3 separate regions of the Homo sapiens genome follow, and all the other regions are linked to region 3. A link is a contact called in ENCODE Hi-C or POLR2A ChIA-PET data. All regions are on one chromosome and are shown on one strand. Each heading gives the region's core, a stretch centred on a gene start or an enhancer-like site at or near the end of the contact. The rest is flanking DNA. Distances are from core to core; before and after follow the strand shown. Region 1 holds the start of DNAAF2 (dynein axonemal assembly factor 2). Region 2 holds the start of NEMF (nuclear export mediator factor). Region 3 has its middle 11 kb from the start of ABHD12B.

Evidence for each region. A loop is a pair of places that touch in the nucleus more often than their neighbours do. ChIA-PET counts read pairs that join two places held with the same protein, here RNA polymerase II (POLR2A). Pooled maps may share reads with other maps.
Region 1: a pooled map shows a loop between it and region 3 (2.8-fold over the local background). The contact joins the promoter of DNAAF2 here to the enhancer-like site in region 3. A Hi-C loop is called at or near these places in 1 of 50 pooled maps. POLR2A ChIA-PET finds 5 or more read pairs at or near these places in 2 of 52 experiments (H1 and Panc1).
Region 2: a pooled map shows a loop between it and region 3 (2.3-fold over the local background). The contact joins the promoter of NEMF here to the enhancer-like site in region 3. A Hi-C loop is called at or near these places in 2 of 50 pooled maps. POLR2A ChIA-PET finds 5 or more read pairs at or near these places in 2 of 52 experiments (OCI-LY7 and activated CD4-positive, alpha-beta T cell).

Annotation. Positions count from the first base shown.
Region 1 is chr14:49,633,543-49,637,623 of GRCh38, forward strand. DNAAF2 (dynein axonemal assembly factor 2) reads right to left here and starts at 1,702. Exons shown (of 3, transcript NM_018139.3): 1 at 1-1,702. The coding sequence starts at 1,607. RefSeq lists silencers at 264-533, 804-1,043, 1,274-1,323 and enhancers at 534-773, 586-1,346.
Region 2 is chr14:49,850,308-49,854,203 of GRCh38, forward strand. It overlaps NEMF (nuclear export mediator factor), which reads right to left and starts at 2,481. Exons shown (of 33, transcript NM_004713.6): 1 at 2,388-2,481; 2 at 1,500-1,568; 3 at 1,256-1,358. The coding sequence starts at 2,446. It also overlaps RN7SL3. RefSeq lists an enhancer at 2,488-2,727 and a silencer at 3,531-3,590.
Region 3 is chr14:50,858,338-50,862,829 of GRCh38, forward strand. No RefSeq gene overlaps it. Among named protein-coding and RNA genes, the nearest start is that of ABHD12B, 11 kb to the right of the region's middle. Within about 2 kb of position 1,739, at least 25 of the 41 ENCODE cell types and tissues checked have a DNase peak (open chromatin) inside an H3K27ac peak, as active enhancers do; they include OCI-LY7, where a contact is called at or near this core.

The sequences.
Region 1 (4,081 bases), core at 452-2,951, 1.2 Mb before region 3:
AGAGTCAAGGTTTCTTTGTCCTGATTACACAGTAACGGAGGACACAAAGGCTCCCCGCTCTTGGTCCCGGGACCACCCATGGCGCAGGCTGAGCGCTGGCCGCCCGTGCCCTCCGACTCCTCGCGTGTTTCCACACTGCTATCTCCGCGCGCACTCTCTCTTCCCGCAGAAGAACCCCACGCCAGGCTCCGGGAGGACAAACAAGGGGAGCCTCCGCCACCAGGTGAGTTTTCTCCTCCAGGAGATGGCTCCTCCACGCTGCCCGGCGGTGACCCCGCGTGCCTGCTCAAGTCCTGCTCCCCCGGCTTGGGGACACGCTCCTCTCCAGCTGCGGCCGGCGGAGGCGCCACCTCCGGGTCGCCCAGGGTGGTGACCCCGGAGCCCGCAGCCCCAGCCACGCAGGTATCGTGGCCTCCGTCCTCCGCGCGACTCCTCGCGGGTCCCGCCTCCCCCTCGCGAGCGGAAGCGCAGGCCTGGCCGTCAGTTCCGGACCGGTCCGCGGACTCTTCCGGCGCGGCGGCGGCGACGGCGACAGCGGGCTCCCGGCGCGCGGCCGGCAGCACCACTGGCAGCGTAACCACCAGCTGCCGCCGGGCCTTGTTGAATTGTGCCTTGCCGCGGCCATCGTCCACTGGGTACGGGAGCGAGAGCCGCAGCCGGTAGTCAGGTTTCCTCGAGTCGAGGCACAGCAGCTTTCTCGTTACCTCCAGCGCCGCCTGCTCGGCCGAGCGCAACAGCGGCAGTTCGATGGTGATCACCAGCTCATGGGGCACGGGGCTCGGGGCTGAGTCCCTGGAGCAGCGGTAATCCTGGAGGTCCACGTGGTGGCGCTGCACCACGCTGTAGCGAGGCTCGGTGGGGGCGGGCTGCAAGGCCGCTTCCGGAGGGGAGGGCGCCCGGGGCCCGGGGGCTGCCGGGTACTGGTAAGGGTAGGGGAAGTCCGGGAGAGGACCCTTCGGCTCCCCGTCAGGCCTTGCGGGGATGACCCCGGGCAGGGGCGTGCGCAGCACCGCAGCCTCTGGGGTCCCCTTATACTTGGCCTTCAGGGTCTTGGCATTCCTGCGGTCCAGCTTCACGCCGAACTGCTTCTCGACGGCCTCCAGGGCCGTGGCGTCCAGCATCTGGCGGAAGCCCTCGTGCCGCCGGGCCAGCGCAAGCGCGTCTGGATGGAAGACCACGTCGTAGACCATGTAGCGGCTGCTGCTGCGCCCCGCGTACTCGCGGCCGGGCGCCAGGCTGTAGGGCAGGGACCAGTGGCTGCCAGGAGCTGCGCCCCGGTCGCCACCGGAGCCGGGCCGGCTGCTGGGCGCGCCCACCAACGCGTTGCTGCAGACATTCACAAAGCAGCGCCGCGCCCCGTCCAGGCTGGTGCGCAGCACATGGCCGGGCTCCGGGTGCACGAACCGCACTTCCACCCCGCGCTCACGCTCTAGCGCGGTGATCTCCGCCTCGTAGCGCCGCCGGTTCTCCGGGTCGGTGAGCTCCTCGGCGTACTGGGAGAACATTCGCCGGAACTCCGGGTCCTGGAAGGCGGAGGTGAGCCGCTGGACCTCCTCTCCGCTCAGGTCCAAGTCCTCCAGCGACGAGGAGGCCGCCGCTTTGGCCATACTGTCCTGTGGCTCCTCGCCCTCGGGCCAAAGGCGATCAGTCTGACACTGGGTTGGGGGATCCGCCTCAGAGTTTCTGGGCAGCGTACAGTGACGCGGTGGAGGTCGGTAACGGCTGGAAAATTGAGCCTTGAGCAGCGCGTGCTTGTTGTCATAGTTACACCACTAACATTCGGGAGGAGGGGTAGAGATCATGGTGGAATAGGCCGGGCGCGGTGGCTCAGGCCTGTAATCCCAGCACTTTGGGAAGCCTAGGCGGGCGGATCACGAGGTCAGGAGATCGAGACCATCCTGGCTAACACGGTGAAACCCCGTCTCTACTAAAAATACAAAAAATTAGCCGGGCATGGTGGCGGGTGCCTGTAGTCCCAGCTACTCGGAAGGCTGAGGCAGTAGAATGGGGTGAAACCCAGGAGGCAGAGCTCTTGCGGTGAGCCAAGATCGCGCCACTGCACTCCGGCCTGGGCGACAGAGCAAGTCTCTCAAGGAAATCATGGTGGAATAGTGGAAATGCCAGAAATAGCCCTCTTAGATTCTTCAAACCAACCCACCACCGTACTTTGTTTTGTTTTGTTTTGTTTTTCTTTTTTTGAGACAGAGTCTCGCTCTGTCACCCAGGCTGGAGTGCAGTGGCGCAGTTTCGGCTCACTGCAAGCTCCACCTCCCAGGTTCACGCCACTCTCCTGCCTCAGCCTCCCGAGCAGCTGGGACTACAGGCGCCTGCCACTACGCCCAGCTAATGTTTTGTATTTTTACTAGAGACAGGGTTTCACCGTGTTAGCCAGGATGGTCTCGATCTCCTGACTTCGTGATCCGCCCGCCTCGGCCTCCCAGAGTGCTGGGATTATAGGATTACAGGCATGAGCCACCACACCAGGTCCAAAACCTTTTTTTTTTTTTTTTTTTTTTTGAGGCTGTCTCACTCTGTCACCCAGGCTGGAGTGCAGTGGTGCAGTCTTGGCTCACTGCAACCTCCGCCTCCCGGGTTCAGGCAATTCTCCCTGCCTCAGCCTCCCAGGTAGCTGGGATTACAGTGACTCACCACCACGTCCGGCTAAGTTTTGTATTTTTAGTAGGGATGGGATTTCACCATGTTGGCCAGGCTGGTCTCCCACTCTTGACCTCATGTGATCTGCCCACCTCAGCCTCCCAAAGTGCTGGGATTACAGGCATGAGCCACCGCGCCCGGCCTAAAACCTTTCTAATGTGCATATTTTTTTGACCCAAATGCCCTTAGAGTATTTGACACAATACTCTTAGAACATTCTCAAGGTGACATCATTTATGATTCTAAAGGTTTGAGAAGAATCTACAAATTCAACAATGGAACTGATTGAGCAGGTTTTGGTAGAGCCACGCAACAGAGTTTTGTGCAACCATTCAAAATGATCATATGGAAGTATATTTATTTACTGGAGTAATTATTTATTCATTGGTAATTGGTCAATTCAGTGATCATTTTTCTATTCTCAGCAACATTTAACACAGTTGATGTTGGCATTACCTCAGTGACAAGACACTTTCCAGATTTCTCTTCTGTCTCATCACTCTCATAGTTTTGCTCTGTAGGTATCTACTTCTTTTCAACTTCTACATGGAAATGCCCCAAAACTGGGACCCAATCTCTTACCCATCTATACTCTCCTTCAGAAATATATTTACACTCACAAATACTTGTCTTAGACTCAGATTTTACACTCCTATATCCAGCTGCACGTTTGAGGTGTCCATTTGAGTGATTAATGCATAAGCTACTCAGGCTTGAAATGACCAAGATCAGAACTCCTGAATCCTCTTTTCCCAAACCACTGCCTTATCTTATGGTCTCTTGGAAGCATTCAAAGCAGTTGACTGCCCCTTCGAAACACATTTTTCTCATGTTTTGCAGAACTCCAAGCTCTCCCATTTTCCTCCTTTATGCTCCTGCCAGTTCTGCAAATGTGGGAGTTGCCCAAGGCTTTGTTCATCAGCCCTCTTACCTAATCACATTTCTTCCAAGATGTCTTATCCAAGCCCATAGTTTTAAATGCCATCTGTGTTCAAATTAGTCCTTTCAACAGATATTTATTGTGTGCTTATTGCACTTATTATATAGGTAATTAACAAAGATGTGAAGCAGTTGCATTGCTTTTTTTTTTGAGACAGAGTCTTGCTCTGTCGCCTAGACTGGGGTGCTTTGGCGCGATCTTGGCTCACTGCAACCTCCGCCTCCTGGGTTCAAACAATTCTCCTGCCTCAGCCTCCCAAGTAGCTGGGATTGCAGGCACCTACCACTGCGCCCAGCTAATTTTTGTATTTTTTAGTAGAGATGGGATTTCACCATGTTGGTCAGGCTGGTCTCCAACTCCTGAGCTCAGGTGATCCGCCCACCTCGGCTTCCCAAAGTGCTGGGATTACAGGCACAAGCCACCATGCCCAGCCAGCAATTGCACTTTCATATCCTGGGAGTATATATTGGAACACTGTTAACATAA
Region 2 (3,896 bases), core at 1,231-3,730, 1.0 Mb before region 3:
GAACTTCTGACCTCAAGTGATCCACCTGCCTCAGCCTCCCAAAGTGTTGGAATTACAGGCATGAGCCACCGCACCTGGTCTGTTTTAGGTGTTTTATATATCATTTCAATTAATCCAATAATTTCATGAAGGAGGTACTATCCACATTTTACATTTAAAGAAACTAAATTCCAAGAGGTTAAGTAACTTTTCCAGGTTATAAAATTACTTTCTGACAAAGCTATTAATTCAAAGTTAAGTATATGTGACTCGAAAGTCTCGTGTACCACATGAATTTTCAATCTATATGTTACATCAATAAAAGAATGGGTAGCATGCCCACCCATGTAAAAATCTGTTTTAATAGTAAAAACAAAACAGAAAAATAAAAAGACTTAGTAACATATTAATGTCAGTGAGTATTCCAAAAAAAAAAAAATACTGACTGGGTACAGAGGAATACGACTCACAAAAGTGAGCTCTGGAAGATAAGACTAGGAAAAAAAGGTGGGGCAGGGAGGAGAAAGAACACAGAAAGCCAAGAATGTTAGGCTATAGAATATGGATTTAGAAATCAGGAAACCATAAAAGGTGAGGTAACTAATGAAAATTATACTTTAAAAAAATTAATGTTGGGCCAGGCGCGGTGGCTCATGCCTGTAATCCCAGCACTTCAGGAGGCTGAGGCTGGCGGATCACCTGAGGTCACGCATTTGAGATCAGACTGGCCAACATGGTGAAACCCCATCTCTACTAAAAATAGAGAAATTAGCCGGGTCTGGTGGCACACGCCTGTAATCCCAGCTACTGAGGAGGCTGAGGCAAGAGAATCACTTGAACCTGGGAGGCAGAGGTTGCAGTGAGCCAAGACTGTGCCACTGCACTCCAGCCTGGGTGACAGAGCGAGACTCCTTCTCAAAAACGAACAAAAAAACAAACAAACAAAAACAAAAAAATTAACGTTGGTCTAATTTAGAATTGTTTTGATGCAGAGAAGTGAATTACAGTTAAGGAACTGTAAGGCTGAATGTGATAAAAGCTTGAACTCTAATAGTGACTGTGGAAACAGAAGATCTGGAGCAGAACAGGATGTGAAAGGTAATGGGGAGAAATCAATTAATAAATATTCACTTTATTCAACCCATTATCTGTCAACCACTCCCTTTACCTTCATTTTATCTGCACTTTATTCGTAACAGTGAAGGAAACCCCAATTAAAAACTTAATTGTTAGTGAGCAATCTCTTAAAATTTAGCTTCAAGCGTAACAAGTTTACCTTCATGGCAAAACTAGACGGCATCATATTCTTAGGCCACTCAAATTCTGTTGTATGAATTCGTATGCCAGATTCAAGTAAAAGTGTAGCTTTAAAGTCCGGTCTGTAGAAGAAAAAAGTCGAATTTTTCTTTAGGGTATATGCCAAAGCTAATTGCTAAACAGGCTTAAAATGTAGGTTAAAAAAAATCAGTAATCTCATACTTAATTGTCAAAGAGAAAATAAGCCTATAAAATGTTCTTACTTTTGAAGACGAATAAGGTATGTCTTATTATCCACATCATAAACATTGTTTACTCTCATTCCTAGCAAGCTGCAAAGATAAAGGAAACATGTAACATGTTACACTATTGTCTGAAACATAAAACTACACATAATTTAATAAAAGCTTCGAAAGAGCGGATCTCAGTCTCTAAGGATATGGAGTCAGCCGAGGAGCAGAGTCTGAAAGCCATTTGGAGATTCAGTTCAAAACTTAAGAGTAACGATTTAAAAACAGAAGTGGTCTATCAGCTCTAGGAACAACACACTATAGCTTGCGTCTTCCAAATGACCCAATTTTGGGGGAGAAATACAGTAAAATATAATCCAATTAATTTATTACAAGGGAGAAAAAAAAAAGATAAAAGAGGGCCCCGAAAATATGACAAAGCTCACAGGGCTGAATAATAGAATCCAGACTAGAATCCAGATCTCAGTCCAAATCTGCTCAATCCAGCTAAAACCGCGATGCTCTCTCTCTCTCTGGGGTGAGGGGAGGGAGGTGTTCAAGAAACCAAGCCCCCAGTCTGGAAACCTCTGAAGCAAACGACCACTCTGGCGTCTCGTGTTTTAACAAACGTTTCCTGCCCAACCCGGACAACCCAGGCCAACAATGCAAGAGCTTCGCGCTAGCGGGGCAAGCCAGAGAGCTGGGAGGACGCGGGGGATGGGGCACGAGGTGCCTGGGACCCCCAGGGGTATCCTAAGGGTCACGGGAAAGACACCACACGCCTGCCCACTCAGGCCTAGGCAGGTCCATAGACGCACTAGGAAATAAGGAAACATATCAAGCTGGTCTGTTTGCGCCATGGGACTCCGGCCTCTGCCTCCTGCACTCCCCACACGAGCCTCGTCACTTAGGGTACTGTACCTAGCATTCAGCTCCGCGAGTACGGCGCGGAGGTCAATGGTGCTAAAGCGGCTCTTCATGGCGAGGCCCGAGGGTCACTACCGCAAGTTCCTCTACTGCCCGGCCGGACTCGACGCCACTTCTCCTCCGCGCAGGCGCACTTGGCGGAGCTCTACGGCCGCGCAGAAGACCCAATATTCCTCGAGGCGAACGTATTTGTGTCGCTTTTCTGAAGATTTCGATTGTCAAGTTGCAGCTGACTCTCTTCATTGTACCAAAATTCAAATTCGAATAAAGATTCAAACTGTTCTCTTGAAACTGCATTCCTTCCTGGAACCCTTACGGACCAGTCTGGTTACCGTGCCCCATTGTGTCTTGGGCTCAAGTCAGCCTTCATAGTGACCCCTGCTGGTCGAAACAATTTTCGAGATGATTATCAGGAGTATTTCCCCACAGGGGGGCCGTAGGGCTCAGTGTAGAAGAGCAAGGACCCCTTTCTGCGCGCTTACTTTGACATAAGATTTTGAAATGTAACGAAACGGAACTGCTTCGGTCCTTCTAAGATTATCCTCAACGATCGAGGCGAACTCTCAAAACGGAGTTCCTATTTTGATGGGTCCTGCTCTCGGAAGGAGCATTCTGCAATTGATTACAGGATTCTCATCGAACCTCGGTCTTGGTACCCCTGAGACTCACCGCAGTACCTGGTGTACAATCGGTGCTCCATAAACACTTGGCAGCATGAATGTGCAAGTGTTTAGCTAGATAATGGTGAAATAAGATAAAAATAAAAACAAGAAGATTCCCAATGGGGGTGGGGTGGGAGGGGGGATTCACAGTGTAGTGAGGAAAATAGTCCTGTAAGAATGTAAATTCTGCATTTCTTTTGTCTTAGGATAGATGCATGGGAAGAAAGGCTACTTTATAAGGTGAGAACTCAAAAGAGGCAGGGTCTCACTATGTTGCCCAGGCTGGAGTGCAGTGGCTATTCACAGGCGCAATCCCACTACTGATCAGCACGGGAGTTTTGACCTGCTCCGTTTCCGACCTGGGCCGGTTCACCCCTCCTTAGGCAACCTGGTGGTCCCCCGCTCCCGGGAGGTCACCATATTGATGCCGAACTCAGTGCGGACACCCGATCGGCATAGCGCACTACAGCCCAGAACTCCTGAACTCAAGGGATCCTCCAGCCTCAGCCTCCCGAGTAGCTGGGACTACAGGCACGCGCCACCGCGCCCGGCGCTCGGCGTCGCTGCAAAAGAGCTGCTAGAGGCTTGCAGGCTACACATGGTAGCAACCAGAATTCCTACCACCAGAAGGCGACTCTAAACAGAAAGGGCGCCGCTGCTATTTCAGAACTGGTACCAGTAGATGCAAAAATGGCTATAGCACATACTGCACAGCATTACTGTCATACGGTACAGTAAACCATACAGAATGGCCCAAAATATGAAAGCATTGGGGAGAAGGTGGAGAACAGGGAACTTTTGTATGCTGTTGATGGGAATGTAAATTAGTAGAGCCATTGTG
Region 3 (4,492 bases), core at 489-2,988:
ATAAAAAAATAAAAATATATATATATTATTTTTATTTTAGTATTTTGGAGACGGAGTCTCGCTTTGTTGCCCAGGCTGGAGTGCAGTGGCACGAGCTCAGCTCACTGCAACCTCTGCCTCCTGGGTTCATGCAATTCTCCTGTCTCAGCCTCCTCAGTAGCAGGGACTACAGGTGTGTGCCACCATGCCCGGCTAATTTTTTGTATTTTAGTTTCACCGTGTTACTCAGGATGGTCTGGATCTCCTGACTTCATGATCCACCTGCCTTGGCCTCCCAAAGTGCTGGGATTACAGGTGTGAGCCACCGCGCCTGGCCCAACTTAAGTATATTTTTAAGAACAGAAAAAACCCACTTGCTGTGCTGAGTCCTGGCTGAGGCATGTCCAACATAGCAATAGTCCTGACTTTAGTTAGAGCTGTCCTCTTTCCTTTATTTTTTACATTACAAAATAATTCATTTCCATCCTGGCATGGTGGCTTGCACCTGTAGTCCCAGCTACTGGGGAGGCCAAGGTGGAAGGATCAGTTGAGCCCAGGAATTCTAAGTGACAAAGAGCTATGACTGCACCACTGCACTTCAGCCTGGGCAACAGAGTGAGACCCCCATCTTTAAAAAAATAAAAGTTGCACAATTAAAGAAATAAATACAATAAATTCATTTCTTGGGAAAAGATTAAACAATACAAAAGTGTGGAAAATAAAAAGCAAAACTGTATAAATAAAAAGCCTTATTTCCCTGATCCTAGTCCCCAGAGATAGTCCCTGTCTCAGTGTGGATTTTAAATACGCATATGGAGGGTCAAAGTTACAAATCCAATATGGCATCGGAAATGTAAAATTATGCCTAGACTTGTCTAGAGAGTCGAGCTGGATGGAAATGCTACAATAAATGCACATTTCTTTTGTAGTGGAAGAAATAAGCTATCTAGAATACAATACATACAAGGAACTCTTTTGATCAGGGAGGGCCTGAGGTTCAGGAGTGGCTGTGCAGTTTGACTCCTGGCTCTGAGCTTTCTCACTGGCTACTCAACAGGTCACTGCCAGGTAGTGTCCCACACCCAGACAGAGGGGTAACCAACCACCCAGTGCAATGAGGCTGCCCATCCTGGGGGAGCTGGATTGTTTGGTTTTAAAATGCCTGGGCTGGAAGTGCATGCTGGGATGGGGGGAAGCAAGCTGACCCGGGGCTGAGCAGGAAGGGCCCAGGAGCCTGCCTGGGAGCTCACCCCTCCCCAACCCTTCTCTTTAAAGCCACCATCATTCTTCCAACTTGTCAAGCCACACCAAGGCCAAGGGAAGCACAGCACCGGTAGGCTAGGGCTTTGGAAAGCAGAGGCAACAGCTGTGCGAGGGGAAAGCTCCGGGCAGGAGGCAGCCCTGGCTGAGTCTAAAAATAAAACCCGGCCTGACAGCCTGACAAAGGGGCTCTTGTCAGGCGCAGCAAGAGGGGCTGTCCTGGCCGCCCTTGTGAGGCTGTTCTGGGGCCATGTGGGGAATCCCTCCCTTTCTGCCTTTGGGGTGTCATTCTCCAACGGCCTCTTCAGGTGGACCAGGCTGTCCTCAGTAAACAAGCCGCCTCAGCTGGGGGTTTAAAGATGGATCGGCCGCGCCACTGCACTCCAGCCTGGGCGACATAGCGAGTATCCGTCTCAAAAAAAAAAAAAAAAAAAAAAAAAAAAAAGATGGATCGGCTGTGGTACCTTTGTGTACAGACTCTCCTGTCTGCAGTGAAAGTGAAACCGGGTACACGCCCATCTTGCTCTTCAGAGATGGGCGATCTGCCTGTGCCATACTAGAACAGCAGCTCCAGATAGGCAGGGATGAAACACATCCGTCTTTGGGAAGGAAGAAGGAGTGCCGCTGTGTTTCCCCATTTTATAAAAAGGAGCCCTTGGAACCGATTTGCTCTCAAGATGTTGTCAGCTCCAGGCCAAAGTGGGCTCCCCACAAAGGCAGTCCTTTTACTCTCTGCACCGCACAGAGCTCGTTTTCTGAGCCTGTGGGGTGGGAATATCCCGCCTGTGCTCCCCGGGTTTCAACTCGGCTGGTCAGGAGGAAGTTTCTCAGCTTTAAAATGATCAAATTCCTCAACGGATTGAAAAAAAAATGTCAATAGAAAAAGCAAAAACATCAGGGAAATTAGAAAATTAAGCACTAATGAGGAGCAGGAAACATCTGCTAGAAGGAATTCCTCTAGTATTTAATTTTAAAGGTTTTAAAAATGTGTATCTTTTTGGTGTAAATAATTTTAAAACAGAGCTAGCCGGCATCTCAATCTCTAGATTCAAACTTTCTGGCTCCAAGGTGTCACCATTGTTTGTGCTGCTCATCAGCTCACTGCTGCCCCCGCGTGTCTGATCTAAAAATCACAACACAGAGCTTGTTATCAATTTTATGCTTTGCAAATAAATGGAGAAAAGTCCCACCCACCCCCGCCCCCAACCTATTAGCTCCCATGACAACAAACGGTATAGAATGAAAGCAATGTTTTAGCTTGTTAGTGACAGCTGCATAACCCAGGTGAATTTTCAACAAGTCTTTCATTCGAGAAGATATCATTAGATTACTTTTTTTTTTTTTTTTTGCAATTCATTGAGCCTTTGCTGAAAGGATAAATTTAATTCTTAGAGGGAGTGGTTATGGTTATATTAGTGATGTAAGTCTTACTAATGATATCCTCTTCCTGAGAAACTACATGAGTTACTTATTGACCTGCATTAGAGTTTATTTTATAACATTACATAAAAACCCTACATTTAAGATGATTGAAAGTTTGCTTTCAATCACAAAGAGTCTGTGATGTGAGAGAATTTCTGACATAAGGCTCAAACATTAACCAAAGGGCAGCTTCTTTGTGTTCACCTGGTACCTTTGTCTGTAGTGAGCAGATTGGATCACTGTTTTGATGTGAAACTAGTCTGCCTCTGTGATTTCTACTGAGGACCAATTTTTCCTATTTCTTGCTCATCTATGTAGTTTATCTGAGCCACTTTTTGCTTTATAAAAACTGGGACCACACAGAATATCATGCTGCTCTAGAGGCAATTTGGAAAGTGCCTTCCATCCTGAATAGATCAGGGGGACTGCTTCTTTATGCAGAAAGGACACAGTCCCCTCTTCAACATTACCTGTATGGAAGAAATGGCCACTTGTTCCCAATACTCACACCAGAATCTTCCTATATATACTTTAGTGAGACTTCCCAAAGTCATCCACTAAAACCTGAATGCCATTTATGGATCTTAATGATCTTTCACTGTTCAATCTAAAAACAGCTCTGGAAGAGAGGGCTGAGGCTTTACCTCCTACCAAAGCAATCAAACAAGTCTGGTTAAAGTCAGTGCCCACATAGGGCCTATGGGGGCAGATTCTTTTAGATCCAACCCCAGTGTACTCCCAAAGGAAAGCTGTGAAGGGCATGGTCTGAATGGGCAGCTGATATTACTGTAAGAAGAGCACTTGGTAGAATGTTCATCATGTCTTGGAATTTTTTCAGTCACCTGTGTGAGGTTCCTGTGAACTAGGTTAAGACCAGCTTTACCACTCTGCAAGGTAAGGCAGAGATTATGGGTCACAAAATGAGATACAAGTTCAGTATTTCTTGGCTATTGACATTGCTCTGACCAAGTCTTCCCTGTGTTTCTAGTAACATTCCAGGTTCAGCACATCTACAGACATTTAACCCTAAGAGGCAAGGTGCCTATCAATGTCTGGAAAGGCAGCTGACAACCTTGGCAGCAGGGACTTGAGAATTTCTACATAGGAGGAGTGCTGAGGTGACTGGAGAGAATGCCTTGAGGTTGCATTTGCATTCAAGCACACTGTTTTCTATTGTGTATTTATTACGGGCGGCTCTGAGGGTCGCTGTTGGAGCTGCCCATTGGAACTGTCATTGAAGAGAATTCAGTTGGTCATTCTTTCAGTTTTTCAAACAATAGGCTCATTCTAAATATAGAAACATGGTGTGAAGAGTTTATTCAGCCTAAGTTGAAGTCTGTTCAACAGACCAGGGGATCTATGGTTGTGTAACAGTTTTAGAAATCTGAGTAGGGAGACGCCTGCAATGCCTGCAAGTCTTCAGGCTTGTCAGTTCAGCCTGGAGAGGTCCCCTTCTCTAAGTACTCTCAGGAGGGAAGAAGCAGAGGTCCTGGAGTCCAAGCCTGCCTTAACCTTGTGTCTTTACCTTTGCCACTGACCCCTGCCATGTCCATTCTCCTGACCACCATCCAGTTGGGACCATGCTACTTAATTGCTGTATGTGTGTCTGTAGAGGAGTGGAGGTGACTGAGGACCTAGTGGGAGTTATTGAAGCTATAGAATAAATACAGCACATCTTCTTGGAATGTTGATTTTACTCAAAGCTTAGGAACATGTACAGTTTTATTAAAATAAATGACAATATATCATAGAGTGTGAATTTGTTGGGATTAAATTCGGCTATAAGTAACAGAAAAATCCAAAGTAACAGTGGCTTAAGAAAATGGACATT